Linked DNA regions of Homo sapiens: region 2 is linked to region 1. The links are chromatin contacts, found by Hi-C or POLR2A ChIA-PET in ENCODE. All regions are on one chromosome and are shown on one strand. The core of a region is the stretch at or near the end of the contact, and the rest is flanking DNA. Distances in the headings are between cores, read along the strand shown. Region 1 holds the start of OR4D11 (olfactory receptor family 4 subfamily D member 11). Region 2 holds the start of OSBP (oxysterol binding protein).

The links. Hi-C counts contacts between places; a loop is a spot of excess contacts on that map. ChIA-PET counts read pairs that join two places held with the same protein, here RNA polymerase II (POLR2A). Pooled maps may share reads with other maps.
Region 2: a loop to region 1 is called in a pooled map, with 3 times the contacts of the local background. The contact joins the promoter of OSBP here to the promoter of OR4D11 in region 1. A Hi-C loop is called at or near these places in 5 of 50 pooled maps. POLR2A ChIA-PET finds 5 or more read pairs at or near these places in 4 of 52 experiments (GM10248, OCI-LY7, Panc1 and 1 more).

What each region holds. Positions count from the first base shown.
Region 1 is chr11:59,499,931-59,507,288 of GRCh38, forward strand. OR4D11 (olfactory receptor family 4 subfamily D member 11) reads left to right here and starts at 3,646. Exons shown (of 1, transcript NM_001004706.1): 1 at 3,646-4,581. The coding sequence starts at 3,646. The coding sequence ends at 4,581.
Region 2 is chr11:59,611,379-59,618,736 of GRCh38, forward strand. OSBP (oxysterol binding protein) reads right to left here and starts at 4,396. Exons shown (of 14, transcript NM_002556.3): 1 at 3,925-4,396. The coding sequence starts at 4,286. LOC101927226 (a long non-coding RNA gene) reads left to right here and starts at 4,576. Exons shown (of 3, transcript XR_001748237.2): 1 at 4,576-4,797. RefSeq lists silencers at 4,029-4,248, 4,269-4,568 and an enhancer at 4,769-4,858.

The DNA.
Region 1 (7,358 bases), core at 2,396-4,895:
ATTTGCTAAATAATTGGATAGATTAAAAGTAGCAGAAGGGTGGAGCAGAAGCTAGGGGATGTTGTCTTTAAATTACCAAAGGCAGTTTGTGAACATGAGACCTATTTCTTTCAGACCAATAGTCCTGGCCTGGGGTCTGGGATATGGTTTACCTTCCACCCATGTGTGTGTAAACAATGTGCTGTTTACATGGGGGTCCCTTTGAAGAGCTTAATAACTAAATTGGTTTTCTTCACATCTCTAGTAACCATACTGAGTTGGTGTTCCTAGTGACCATTTCCTCTCTCTTTAAGCTAATCAGGATTGATAACTACCATTTAGTTCAATACACTCCATTTACTGATGAGGCTTCACTGTTAGGGTTACCCAGCATAGCACTAATCACGACAGATAACCAGCCCATATGCTGAGAAGAGTACACAAGTTAATTCTCCAACCCTCTTAACTTCCCTGTGAGGTGAGTATTATTATTATCCCCATCCTACAGATGAAAAAATAGAGGCTCAATGAGGTTATGCACTTGCCCAAATCACACAGTGGCAAAGCCAGGACTTGAACCCAGATGAGTCTTGATCCCAGAGCCCTTGCACTGAACAATTTCTCTGGTCTGCTAATAAGATGTCAGAGAAGAAGCCAAACCAAGCAAGTGCTCTTTTTACTGTCATACACTGTCACGACTCTCTGGGTCACTGGAAGGCAAATATCTCCTAATTCCTTCAAAACAGCAAATGTTCTGATGAAGTGGTTGAGGACACACGTGTGGGAAACATGCAGCTCCTCTAAAAGAATGTCCATAAATATATTGGAGATATATTTATTGAAGAAGCTGTGTGTGGGAATTATTAACCTGGAGTTGTCTTTAAGGTAGCACACATATAATTACACTTATTACAGATTAGGCAACGCTCTAAGTACTGATGCTCTACATAGATTAACTTATTTAACCCTCACAAAAGTCTAATGAAGGAGATGCTATTGTCTCCAAATTACTGATATAGAGAATGAGGTCAAGGGATGAAGCAATTTGCTCATGTTAGCACAACCAGTAAGTACTCAGCTGGGATTTGAACAGGCTGCGTGGTGCCAGAGTCTAGTAGGCATCTACCTCGAAGGTAGAATACTTCTTGGCAGCTTGTTTTCGGATTTACCCATTAAATAGATTTTGGACAAAATTGCCTAGAGAGGAAAGAAAACTTGAAGACAAAGCGAGCTAAGTGAGAAGAAATATCTTCATTTAAATTGGAGAACACACCCAAAGAACGGGAAAAAAGGGACTTTTGCCCTTCATTTGTTTCTAATTATGGAAAGAAAAAGGAGATAAACTAGGAAGAAAGAAAATAAGGCCCATTACAAAGATTTACCAAAAAAAAAAAGAAAGAAAGAAAGAAAGGAATTCAAAAGCAACACAGTTATAAGGTAAGTGTATGTGTAACAGTTTTTTAAAAAATTGCCAGCCAGGCGCGGTGGCTCATGCCTGTAATCCCAGCACTTTGGGAGGTCAAGGCGGATGGATTACCTGAGGTCAGGATTTCAAGACCAGCCTGGCCAACATGGTGAAACCCTGCCTCTATTAAAAATACAAAAATTAGCTGGGCATGGTGGTGGGAGCCTGTAATCCCAGCTACTCAGGAGGCTGAGGTGGGAGAATCGCTTGAACCTGGGAGGCAGAGGTTGCTGTGAGCCAAGATTGTGCCACTGCACTCCAGCCTGGGTGACAGAGCAAGACTCCATCTAAAAAAAAAAAAAACTGCCAAAATATTTTCAAATTGATTGTACCATTTTACATTCCTACTGGAGTTCCATTGGTCTACATCTTTGTCCACTCTTGATATATCAATCTTTTTCATTCCAGTGACTCTAATGTATACTATTTTTAAATTACAACGTGGTTTCAATTTATATTTTCTCAGTGATAAATGATGTTGAGCCTTTTCATGTGCTTATTTGCTCTCTCTGTGTCTTCTTGCTGAAGTGTCTGTTCAAATAATTTGTCCTTTTTTCTCTTCTTTTTTTTTAACTTCTTTTAGTGACTTCATTTTGTTAAAATAATTTGTCCTTGTTGCTTAATTGGTTGTTTGTTCTCATACTATTGAATGTTAAGAGTTACAGCCATTCCACTCCTAGCTACTTACCCAAGAGAACTGAAAACATATGTCCACACAAAGACCCAAATGTGAATGTTCATAGCAGCTTTATGAGTAATATTCAGAAGCCACAAATAACCCAAATGTTCACCTACAAGTGAGTGGATAAGCAAACTGTGGTATATTCATACAATAGAAAGGAACAAAATAGCAGTACACACAAAACAACGGATGAATTTCATGGTTGAAAGAAGGCAGACAAGAAGAAAATACAAATAGTAGAATTTCACTTATAGAATATTATAGAAAATACAAACTAATGTATAATGACAGAAAGCAGATCAGTTGTTGCCTGAAGAAGGAAGGGTAAAGGGGACAGGCTACAAAGGGGCACAAGGACATTTTCTGGGTGATAGATATATTCACTCTCTTAACTATAGAGATGGTGTCACAGGTATATATGTCAAAACTTATCAGCCGGGAGCAGTGGCTCATGCCTGTAATCCCAGCACTTTGGGAGGCCGAGGTGGGTGGATCACAAGGTCAGGATTTCGAGACCAGCTGGGCCAATATGGTGAAACCCTGTCTTTACTGAAAATACAAAAATTAGCCAGGCGTGGCGGCACACGCCTTTAATCCCAGCCACTCAGGAGGCTGAGGTGGGAGAATCACTTGAACCTGGGAGGCAGAGGTTGCAGTGAGCCGAGATCACGCCACTGCACTCCAGCCTGGGCGACAGAGTAAGACTCTGTCTCAAAAAAAAAAAAAAACATTATCGAAGTGTGAATTCAAATATGTGCAGTCTATGGTATGTCAATGATAGCTCAACAAAAATTATTTTTTAAGAAAGAAATTGAAACAACAGAAGAGAAGCTCTGAGTAATATTTTTATTTCCATTGCTAAGGAGCTATTCACCACCCCGGGGTTTCAGTACCTAAAGTAGATTAAAGTAAAGAAAGAAACAAAGCAGTCCCCTTAAAGAAGAATAGAGCAATAGAAACAAATTTTATGGCTTAAACATTTTCTAATTTTTCATGGAAATAAGTTTGTGATTTAAGAAGAGAGGGGTGCTGCTTCCATACAATTCAATCCAGTGGGGGGCCTCTTTGCAGACAGGGGTTCTTAGAACCATTTAAATGGAGCATCCAGTCTGGGAAAAAACAACAAAATCCTCAGCCCTGTGAAACTCAAGGTGTTCTAGTCACACAAAGTAAGCACTGCCTTATTCTCACAACAAACTAATCCCATTTTTATATTTCCCATGCCACAATAGTCTCTTTCTAAATAATTAATATCCCCCTCTGTTTATCTTGAATAATGTCCTAAGTATCTTGAATAACTGCAACATTATTTTTATACATTTTTTAAAATTGTAATTTATATAAGTGTATGCATGATTGTATAATAAGATGTCATTTTACATGCATTGGCAATAAACTTGAAATTGTAATATCTCACAAGTTTTCAGACCTAATACTTGAATCTGTTAAGAGAGAGTAAACACTTTCTGAAATAACATTATTTTTTCCAAGATATTCAGGAAAGAGAAAACATGATTCAATGGAGTTGGGAAATGTCACCAGAGTAAAAGAATTTATATTTCTGGGACTTACTCAATCCCAAGACCAGAGTTTGGTCTTGTTTCTTTTTTTATGTCTTGTGTACATGACGACTCTGCTGGGAAACCTCCTCATCATGGTCACCGTGACCTGTGAGTCTCGCCTTCACACCCCCATGTACTTCCTGCTCCGCAATCTAGCCATCCTTGACATCTGCTTCTCCTCCACAACTGCTCCTAAAGTCTTGCTGGACCTTCTGTCAAAGAAAAAGACCATATCCTATACAAGCTGCATGACACAGATATTTCTCTTCCACCTCCTTGGTGGGGCAGACATTTTTTCTCTCTCTGTGATGGCGTTTGACTGCTACATGGCCATCTCCAAGCCCCTGCACTATGTGACCATCATGAGTAGAGGGCAATGCACTGCCCTCATCTCTGCCTCTTGGATGGGGGGCTTTGTCCACTCCATCGTGCAGATCTCCCTGTTGCTGCCTCTCCCTTTCTGTGGACCCAATGTTCTTGACACTTTCTACTGCGATGTCCCCCAGGTCCTCAAACTCACTTGCACTGACACTTTTGCTCTTGAGTTCTTGATGATTTCCAACAATGGCCTGGTCACTACCCTGTGGTTTATCTTCCTGCTTGTGTCCTACACAGTCATCCTAATGACGCTGAGGTCTCAGGCAGGAGGGGGCAGGAGGAAAGCCATCTCCACTTGCACCTCCCACATCACTGTGGTGACCCTGCATTTTGTGCCCTGCATCTATGTCTATGCCCGGCCCTTCACTGCCCTCCCCACAGAAAAGGCCATCTCTGTCACCTTCACTGTCATCTCCCCTCTGCTGAACCCTTTGATCTACACTCTGAGGAACCAGGAAATGAAGTCAGCCATGAGAAGACTGAAGAGAAGACTCGTGCCTTCTGAAAGGGAATAGAAAACAAATCCAGGCCAGGCGCGGTGGCTCACAGCTGTAACCCCAGCACTTTGGGAGGCCAAGGCGGGTGGATCATGAGGTCAAGAGATCGAGACCATCCTGGCCAACATGGTGAAACCCTGTCTCTACTAAAAATACAAAAATTAGCTGGGCATGATGGTGCGCACCTGTAGTCCCAGCTACCAGGAGGCTGAGGCAGGAGAATTACTTGAACCCAGGAGGCAGAGGTTGCAGTGAGCCAAGATTGCGTCACTGCATTCCAGCCTGGCAACACAGCAAGACTCCATCTCAAAAAAAAAAAAAAAAAGAGGCCGGGCGCGGTGGCTCATGCCTGTAATTTTTTTGGGAGGCCGAGGCGGGCAGATCACGAGGTCAGGAGATCGAGACCATCCTGGTTAACACGGTGAAACCTCGTCTCTACTAAAAATACAAAAAATTAGCTGGGCGTGGTGGCAGGCGCCTGTGGTCCCAGCTACTCGGGAGGCTGAGGCAGGAGAATTACTTGAACCCAAGAGGCAGAGGTTGCAGTGAGCCGAGATCGCGCCACTGCATTCCAACCTGGTAACACAGTGAGACTCTGTCTCAAAAAAAAAAAAAAAGAAAAGAAAACAAATTCAGCTCTTCATCACCAAGGACACCTTATATTATTTTTCCCATGAATTCACATTTACATACTCAGATACATTGTCAGTAAACCAACTATACTGACTATGAACAATTTGTCTTCCTATTTCAGTTAGTAGATAACTGATAACCTAAGCTTCTGTGCAGCATGAACTAACTAGTGTTATAGGAGTGAACTGACTGTTACTTTTCCAAAGACCAAGTAACCTTATGTCAATCAAGACAGCTATATGGCAGGCAGATAAGATGATTAAGTCCAACATTTTTTTCAGAAGATAAGGAAATAAAAGCCCAGAGAGATAAAGTGATGTGTTCAAGGTCTTATATTAAGTTAATTACAGAGACATCTTCAGATGCTCAACCCATTGTTCTTCCACCACATGAATGTAATTTATTACATTGTTGGACCTGTCTATACCAAACTATAATCCTGTTCCAGAAGGATCTCATGATCAATGCCTCTGGAGTACATATATGTGGGTATGCATAGCCTATTGCAGATTGAGAAATTGGCCTCTGCTGAATTAAACTAAAGTGGGCTCATGAGCTACTGAGAACTTCATAGGAACATAATGGTTATCCTCCTGGATTCCTATCAAGATTGATGAGGCTTGGGAAGATTTCTCATCATGGCCTAAAGGTATATATCTTAATGCAGAACTAGACATGCCACACATTCTCATGATGAGTTTGGATAAAGGCAAAACTTCAGAAACCACACACATGAAGCAATTTATCTCTACCATCAAAGGACCGATTTTCCAGTTGCAGCCTTACAAGGGTCAGTTTTGCCTTGGCCTCACCATTGAGAATTCACATTTCTTTTCACTGGAAAGAGAGAATGGGAGAGTTTAAGAAGAAAAAACTCTACCCGGTCTATTTTTTCAAACTTCTAGTGTTTGTGAAGAGGCAGTATAGGCTAGTGTTATTATCTGGGAGAGCAGTAAAGCATGGTGGATGAAAGCTCTAATTTCAGAGTCATACAGACCCAGGTATGAATCCTATCTCTGCCATCCACCAGCTGTGCGATCTTGAGCAAGTTATTTCACCTCTCTCTCCAAAGGTCATAGTTCACCTACGCAAAGATTCTCGTTATAATATCCATCTCATGAGGTTGTTGTAAAGGACAAAATGAGATGGTATACATGAAATATATGATACCTGGCAGAGAATAAATGTGCAACCAAAGATAAATGTCATTATTAATATCACCTTTATTGCTTTACCTAACACGCCTTCTGTTTCCCATTGGCCTGTAACACCCTTTTCCTATATGACCCATACTCCTTATTTTTAGATAAAAACTGGTTGAGTAGAAAACATGAAAATGTATATTGAGTTCAAAACATCCATCATGTTAAAATGTCTAGCTTTCTTTTTTTTTTAACAAAAGAAAAGTTTAAAAAGGAAGAAATCATACAGATAACACAATTGTCCACATTGTCAAGAAAATATAGAAAAATACTCTTAGGACTAATAAATGACTTCTGCAAGGTCTTAGGATACAAGACCAATGTACAGAGATCAATCATATTTCTGTATACCGACAATAAACATGTGCAAACCAAAATTAAAAACAACACCATTAATAGTCACTAAAAATGAAATACTTAGTTATAAACAACAAAAAAATGTATAGACTGTGTATGCTGGAAATTACAAAATGTTGATGAAAGAAATCAATCAAGACCTAAACAAGTGGAGAAGCATACTGTGTTCATGGACTGGATGATTCAACATAGTAAAGATCCCAATTCTCCCAAAATGTATAAGTTTAATGCAATTCTTACCGAAGTCCCAGGAAAGCTTTTTTGTAAACTTTTTTTTTTTTACAATTTAATCTTTTATTTTTATTTACATTTTATGTAGAATGCTTATAACTAGAAAGAAAGGTTTCTTTTTTATATATACTTTAAGTTTTAGGGTACATGTACACATTGTGCAGGTTAGTTACGTATGTATACATGTGCCATGCTGGTGCGCTGCACCCACTAACTCGTCATCTAGCATTAGGTATATCTCCCGACGCTATCCCTGCCCCCCCCACCCCACAACAGTCCCCAGAGTGTGATATTCCCCTTCCTGTGTCCATGTGATCTCATTGTTCAATTCCCACCTATGAGTGAGAATATGCGGTGTTTCGTTTTTTGTTC
Region 2 (7,358 bases), core at 3,146-5,645, 110 kb after region 1:
TGCCCTATAACCTCATGCAACAATCTCATTTCCTAAGAATAGCTCTATTTTATATATACCAAACCATCTCGCTCCCGACTGTAACTCAGCCCAAATGAGAACTCAGCCCAATGTTACATCATGCTTAGAGTTATATCGCAGAAGTGTAAAAAAAGCACCCTTAAATGTTTAGAGTATTAAATATTGGCTATGGTTCAAATGATATGAAATAAGAATAACTAGCTTTCTGGGGAAGTAAAAAGGAATCACCAAGTGTTTTAATCTTTCTGGAATATGTTCATTCCTAAGGTCCACCATACTCTACTGGTGGGAACTCCTAAGCCGTCTATTAATAGCTAGGAAAGATTCAGCAGATCTGCTCTCAGAGAACTGGGTGTAAAAATTTTCCCGATCTCTAGTGACTGACAGTTCTATTAATAGACTAACTTTTGAACTTTACAGCATTACTTGGTGACAACAAGCTATAAGACACTTCACATAGAATACCAAGCTTCACATAAAATATCAAGCTTCTAGCACAATCGAGTGTCTAACACAAACTGTGTCATTTCCCTACCACCCGCTGGTTATGCCCAGGAACCTGCATGTTGAGACTGCACTTTTCCCTGTCCAAATTGGAACACAGAGGTCAAAGTCCTTTGCCAACTGCCACAGTACAAAGCAGAGCCATTTCCCTTTCAGTGGAGTCAAGCAGCCAAACACACCTGGCATATCCAGAATTCCTGCATGCCAGAAATGGCACACACCCCATAAGATTTGGTATGTTTGAGAAAGTCTGGAAGACAGGTTTGTTGTTCAATTTTTCACATGAACTGCTCTTCCTTCCTCAAATAGTATGGGAAGGCCAGAAGGGTCTCAATGAACTGGGCCATTTTCCATCTCCTGCACCTGCCACACTGTAACATGAATCCGTTTTTTCTATTCTTACCTCCCCACCCCCAAGCTTCAGTTACATTATGAATAATGCAGGCTGAATTACAGATGCACAGCTGACAGGCCAGCTCGCTCATGTTTTCTACTCCAAGTATACTACTTGGACCTTCCTCCACATTCCTCCTTATTGGAGCTTTTTGGAAACCACTTCTTAGGAATCTCTTCTGCCTGGGTCATCATTGTAGGAATCTCTTCTGCCTGGGTCATCATTGTAAACTAAAGAAGTTTCTCAAATTACAAAAAGTCTGTAGCAGTTTAAAAAATACCAAGGAACTCTGGGAGTAAGGCAGACTTGATCTCGGAGCTCTTGAGTCTGGGCAGATACACTTATGATTATAAATGATTAGTGCAGAAGCTGGAAAGACATGAATCTCAGGGTACAAGATAGGTTCTTCAGGCACTACAATATTAGGTGGTATTTTCTGGCCAGAAAGTTCTTCCCTGAAAAGGCTAGCTGAAATAGTAATTCAATCTCTAGAAGCTAGCCAGGAGAACTAATACTATGGCCTGTCACAATGTTTCTGGGAGAGTTGGGATTCCATATAAGGTTTTAAGTAATGGGACATCTAAGTAACTGGGTACGTAAGGAAGCCCAGGATAGGTAAAGGAAGTGGTTTGCCAAGGCCTATTAGGACAGCTCATCCGAGGATGGGTCTAGGAAGTACACAATCCCACTTAAAAGGAAAACAGTATTTTGGAAACAGCATATATAAGAAACTGCAGGTTTTGGAGGTATGAAAAGCAGGAGGAATGACAACTTGTCTAAATAATTCTTGGAGGAAGATGAGGACCAGAAGAATCCTGCAGGAAAAAATAAACTGCCAGTATACTTGATAGGAGGTATTTCAGTGCAATTTTGAGGGTAGTGCACAGATTGATAACTCTGGATCCCGCTGGTTTGTTTATGGGTGGGACCACCTAAGTTGACTAGGGCAGGCCTATGGCATATTTCCCAATATGTGGTTTGGTATGTTTTGGAAGGAGTTTTATATGTAGTCAGACAGGTACCACTAGCTCTTGTAAGGGAGAAGTTAAAAGTGGTAACAAATACTTAAAGAGACAGCAACATGTAAGTTATTAGTGTCTAAGATCACTATTGATCAACACTAGTACTGATCAAAGAATCAACTGGCCTGGAAAGTGGATCCGGTAAGAACTTGGATGAGAAATGACCACATACGAAGGCCCTGAGGTGATATACAATTTTTGAAAATGCAAAAACAGTATTAATATTGACTTGCGACACAAGTCAGGATATAAATCAATTAAACATTAAAATGATGGTCAATAATAACAGGAAAACATGAACTTGAATGAGAGAAAAATCTGGGGAAATTAAAATTTTAGATTTGTAATCTAAGTTTAAATGGATGGTCCTGGATAAGTAGTTCGAAAGGGTCATAATTAAAATCAATTCTGAATACAGTAATGCAAATGAAATATACAATTATTCACAACTGTTGATTAAGCAGTGAGGATGAGCTATCTAAGGCATTTTGCCCTGTAAGAGGACAGGTAAAAATGTGTTCCTGCCAACAACCTCCAACTCCCACCTTCAATTTCTCCTCAAAATTCTCTAAGAGCCAATACAGTGGAGTTGATGGAAAAGAGACTTGTTCAGCCTAACTCTCTGGGTAGCAGAATGATTCCTGGTGAAGGAAAAGAAATATAGAGTGAGCTGCTCTTCAACATCAGTGTTTTGGGTCTCAAAGAGGATGGTCTCTGGAAAAAAATATTTCAATTGGAATGTCATTAAGCAAAATATCCCTTAAAGGAGACTTTTATACTTTTTGCATAAAATACACATAGTAAGCATGATCCATAAAATTACTTGCTATTGATAAGCAATTATCTCTGTAACTGACCGATTCATTTCACACTAACCTGAGTTTTAGGTTAGATTAGTGTGAACAGAAGTAGTTTCAAATCCCAGCTGCTCAAAAACCTTGGGAAAGTTGCCCATGCTAAGTCTGTTTTCCTCATCAGTAAGATGGGAATATTTCCCAACTCCTAGGGTTGTTGTTGGGAGTCAACAAAATACTATAATGAAATACTGTATATAAAACACCTAGACACATTGTCCAGCCCTCAGGAAATGTTTACGCCCTGTCCCCAAATCACCTATCTTAACTCCTCTATCCTTTTTAGCCCAAAAGCGTGCCATGTGATGGCCAGGTTATGAGTCACCATAAATATATATTAAACAGTCCAAAATAAACCTTGTTGAACAGAAGTAATCACACCAAAGACATGGATTCTTCTTTTAATAAAAGTTAATCCTAACTAACCAAAAAATCACAGAAATGCCAGATAAAACACTTAATCATTTCCACGGGAGGAGGTGGGGCAAGCAAAAATAAAAGCAGCACTGGGGTGCACATCTCCATTCTGGGCTGTCCAGAGGCCAAAGCACATGCAAAGTCTTGGAGAGATAAGGCAGAAAGGGGACGGAATACCGAAGCCACCCTGTGTGTGTGATGCCCTTATGTCTGAATGTGAAGGGAGCAAGGACGGGTACATCCAGAGCTACGAATAACCTTGAGTTTTGGAGACTGGGCACTGACAGCTACAACTTGGGACTTCCACTGTAAGTTCCTTGGGAGGAGTGCCTCGGGTTTGTTCTGCTGCATGTGTTCCCTTAGTACCTACACCAGTGCCTTGCTTGCAGAATTAATAATTGCACCCATGTGCTGGTGGAAATACAATGGAAGCACAGACGCTCTCCAAACGACTAATGACTGGAAAGGCCGGGAGCGAAGGGAAGATAAGGCACCAAGAGTGGGTAACCCGAGGGGAGGGGAGGTGTACGTCCAGGGGCTTTTCACTTTCGTGACAGTGGGCTCCGACCCCTGGGCTGTCAATCCGCACAGATGACGAAAAGGGGCCTGGGGCAACCCTGGCTGCGGTGCCGGCTGGCGGTAATGCCGGAGCTGGGACTGTTGGCAGATATGGGGGAGGCAAGGTGAGCGACAGCGCCCCGGAAGCAGTTACCTGTAGTAGCTCAGGAGCCCGTTGCTCAGCACGAACCATCGCCGCTGGTAGCCTTTGATATAATTGGTCCATTTGAAGAGCCAGCCCTCTCGAGCCGAGCCCGAACCCCCAGCGCCCGAGCCGCCCGAGCCCCCAGTCGGCGGCGCAGGGGCCGGGCCAGCCGCCGCCACTCCCCCGGCCCCCGGGCCCGGGCCTCCCGCCGCCGCCGCGACCACCGTCCCTGACGCGGCCCCGGAGCCTGGCCCCGCATCTCCGCGGCCGCCGCCTCCTCCCACCACTGGGGGACCGGCGCCGCCGCCGCCAAGTGCTGCAATGGCTGCCGGGCCTGGCCCCACCACTCCTCTCAGCTCCGTCGCCGCCATGAGCCGCCGCCGCCTGGAGATACAAGACCGGAACCGCCTACGAGAGCCGCCGTCGCCGCCCGGAGCGCCCCACACGGCTACCGCATCAGCCACCGCCGCGCAGCGTCCCCGCCCCGCCCGGCCAGCCGCGGGGAGGAGGGCTCGGCCGCCGGGAAGAAGGACGTCGATTGGTGCCGCTGAGTGTCACTTGAGGAAGACCCCGCGGATATTGGCATTTCTCTCGGGCCTGTCATTCTACAGCGCCCAGTGAGAGCCTGGGGTGGGACGCGTCCGCCAGACCCACCTTTGATTGGTTCAGATAAAGGCCAATCAGACTTTTGGGGAAGCTCATTGGTGCTTTCCTGAAGTTTCCAGCGCTCAGGGAGGACGGGAGAATGCGGAATGCCCGGCCAATCTGATCGCCGATTGGCTGCTGTTTCCGCCATTCATTTCAGTTTATGCGCCTGTCACTGCCACGTCACCCCCTCCCATCGCTCTTCTCATCATCCTTTTCCGCCCTCATGGATTGGTGGTTGGTATCAGCTGCTCCACCTTTTCTACCATTTACTGAACGAGTTGAGGAAAAAGGGAAGGAGTCTCGTCTTTACATCCTTATTTTCTTTTTTTATTGGTTGGCACCTATGCCACTCACGTGGTGGAGAGGCGGGGCAATAGTTGGAGATGATTGGTTCTGAGAATTGGCTGTGAAAGCGGCATTGCTGACCAGTGAGAGAGACCTAATGAGGAGCAGGCCGGGGCAACCAATGAAATCGGAGAAGAGCGCTTGGGGGCGTGTCCGCCTGCTTTCAGCCTTTGGCAAGTTGGTGGGAGGTGAAAGTGACTTGGCCTCTTAAAAGCGTTTTTTTCACGTGGGTGTGATGTCGTGTTCCGTTTTTCTGAATAAGAACTTCGTAGCTTCTTGTTAGGAAGAACCTGGAGGACAGAGTAACTCTCGGCAGTCAGCCCCCGCCTGAGGCTCTCTTGAAGGACCCCCTTCTAACTCGAAGCTGGATACCCAGATTCCAGGGGTGCCCAGAAGTAGCTTTTCCAGCCCCTTCCTGGATCCATGGTCCCCCTAGTTCCCTTCCCTGTTTGCTCTTTATCGCTCCACACCCCTTGTGTCTTGATTCTAGACTGTCATATGCCTATACCGATTCTGTCCCCTTCAGAAGTAGATTCGCGAGGACCTGACTTTATGTGTCTCTTCCAGACCTAAAGGCCCTTGGTTTTAGCATCATAGGTGCCATGTATATGCTTAACTTTGAACAGAAAATTATTATTTTTTGTATCTTTAAACTGATATATCGTAGTTGTACATATTTAACTTTGGACAGAAAATTTTTTTTATATCTTTAAACTGATATAGTTGTACATATTTTCAGGGATACATCTGATATTGTGATACATGTATTCAATGTATAATTATCAAATCAGTGTAATTGGGATATCCATCATCTCAAACATTATCTTTGTGTTGGGAACATTTTCTGCTATGCGTTCTCTTGTAGCAGGAAATCGTTATTTTTGATCAACTGACTATTCACACATTTGTGAAGATTACAAATTCAGTAACTAATGTAACATTTAGATGTAAGCTATTGTTGCAAATGTAACCTAAAGCGCCGTACTTTAGGGAATCTAGCATCTGTTACATTTTGCTAGTTTGAACAGGCAATAGAAATAGCTATTAGATACTGTAAAAGAAATTGACTTTCTTTGCCAATGTGCTTCCCAGTGTCAATAAATTAAAGTATCCTTTTTAAGAAAATCGTTTCAAAAGAAGCGAAGTATTTATTGAATTCTGGAGAGAGAATACTCTTTAAAAATCTGCAATTTTTACTATCAGGGATCATTTGTATAGCTCATTACTAGTGAATTTCTCTGAATGTGTAGAGCAAAATAAAATCTGCTATTAGATGTAGGCTATTTGGGATTAATTTTTTTTTTAACTGAGCTAGAGTTAATCCATTTAGGCTTGAGTCCTGCTTTTGCTACTTACTGGGTCTATTACTTTGAGAAAATTATTTAAGCACTCCAAGTCTCAGTTTTCACTTATGTTAAACAGGAATAAAACCTCACAGGGATGCTGTTGTGATTAAGTGCGTTTGAATGTGTTTGATAAACTGTAGATAGCTACAAACATGTGAGTTGTGTTGCCAAACACATCTCACAGGTTACTTGCCATCACAAAGGAGAAACATACTTTTACAATGGGGAGATCTGGCAGTCCCCACCTTAACCCAGTTATCCAATGTGTATCAGTAACCCTTGGACAACCAACATTTTTATGAAGTTCCCAGTGTGCTGCAGCATAAAGTATACAGCATCACTTAATGGTGTTTTCTTGCCAAAATACTGAAAGTTAATCTAATCAAGGCTTTGGATCTAAACTCCAGTTTACTGGGCTGGAGGAACCAGTTGAACCATAACCCCAAGGAGATAATCAGATAAATCAAGAACGTGAAGCATTCTATAAGACAACTATTTTATAGAAGATAAGACATAAAGATCAAGGAAAATCAATGTCATAAAAATGGTCAGGGGTGATTGTTCTAAATTTGAAAAAAAACTTAAAGAGATACAATCAAATGCTTAATTGGATTCTGGTTCTGAAAAAGCAGGCTTTTAGACATTTTTGAGACAATTGGGGAAATTTGAAAATGGACTGGTATCAGATGTTGTTAGTTATTACATTTGTTCATTGTAATAATGGTATGCTGGACATGGGGGAAAACATCTTTACAACTTGGAGAAACGTAGGAGTGAAGAGTTATGATATCCGTAACTCTCTTTGAAATGGTTCAGCAAAAAAGAAAGATAAGAGACCAGTCTGGGCAACATAAATAAACCTGTCTCTACTAAAAACAAAAGCAAAACAAAACAAAACAAAAAAATTAGCTGGGCATGGAGGCCTGTGCCTGTAGTTCCAGCTACTTGGGAGACTGAGGTGGGAGGACTGATTGAGCCCAGGAGGTCGAGGCTACAGTGAGCTGTGATTGTGCCACTGCACTCCAGCCTGACAGAGTGAGGCCCTATCTCTCTCTCACACACACACACACACACACACACACACACACACACACACAGAGCCAA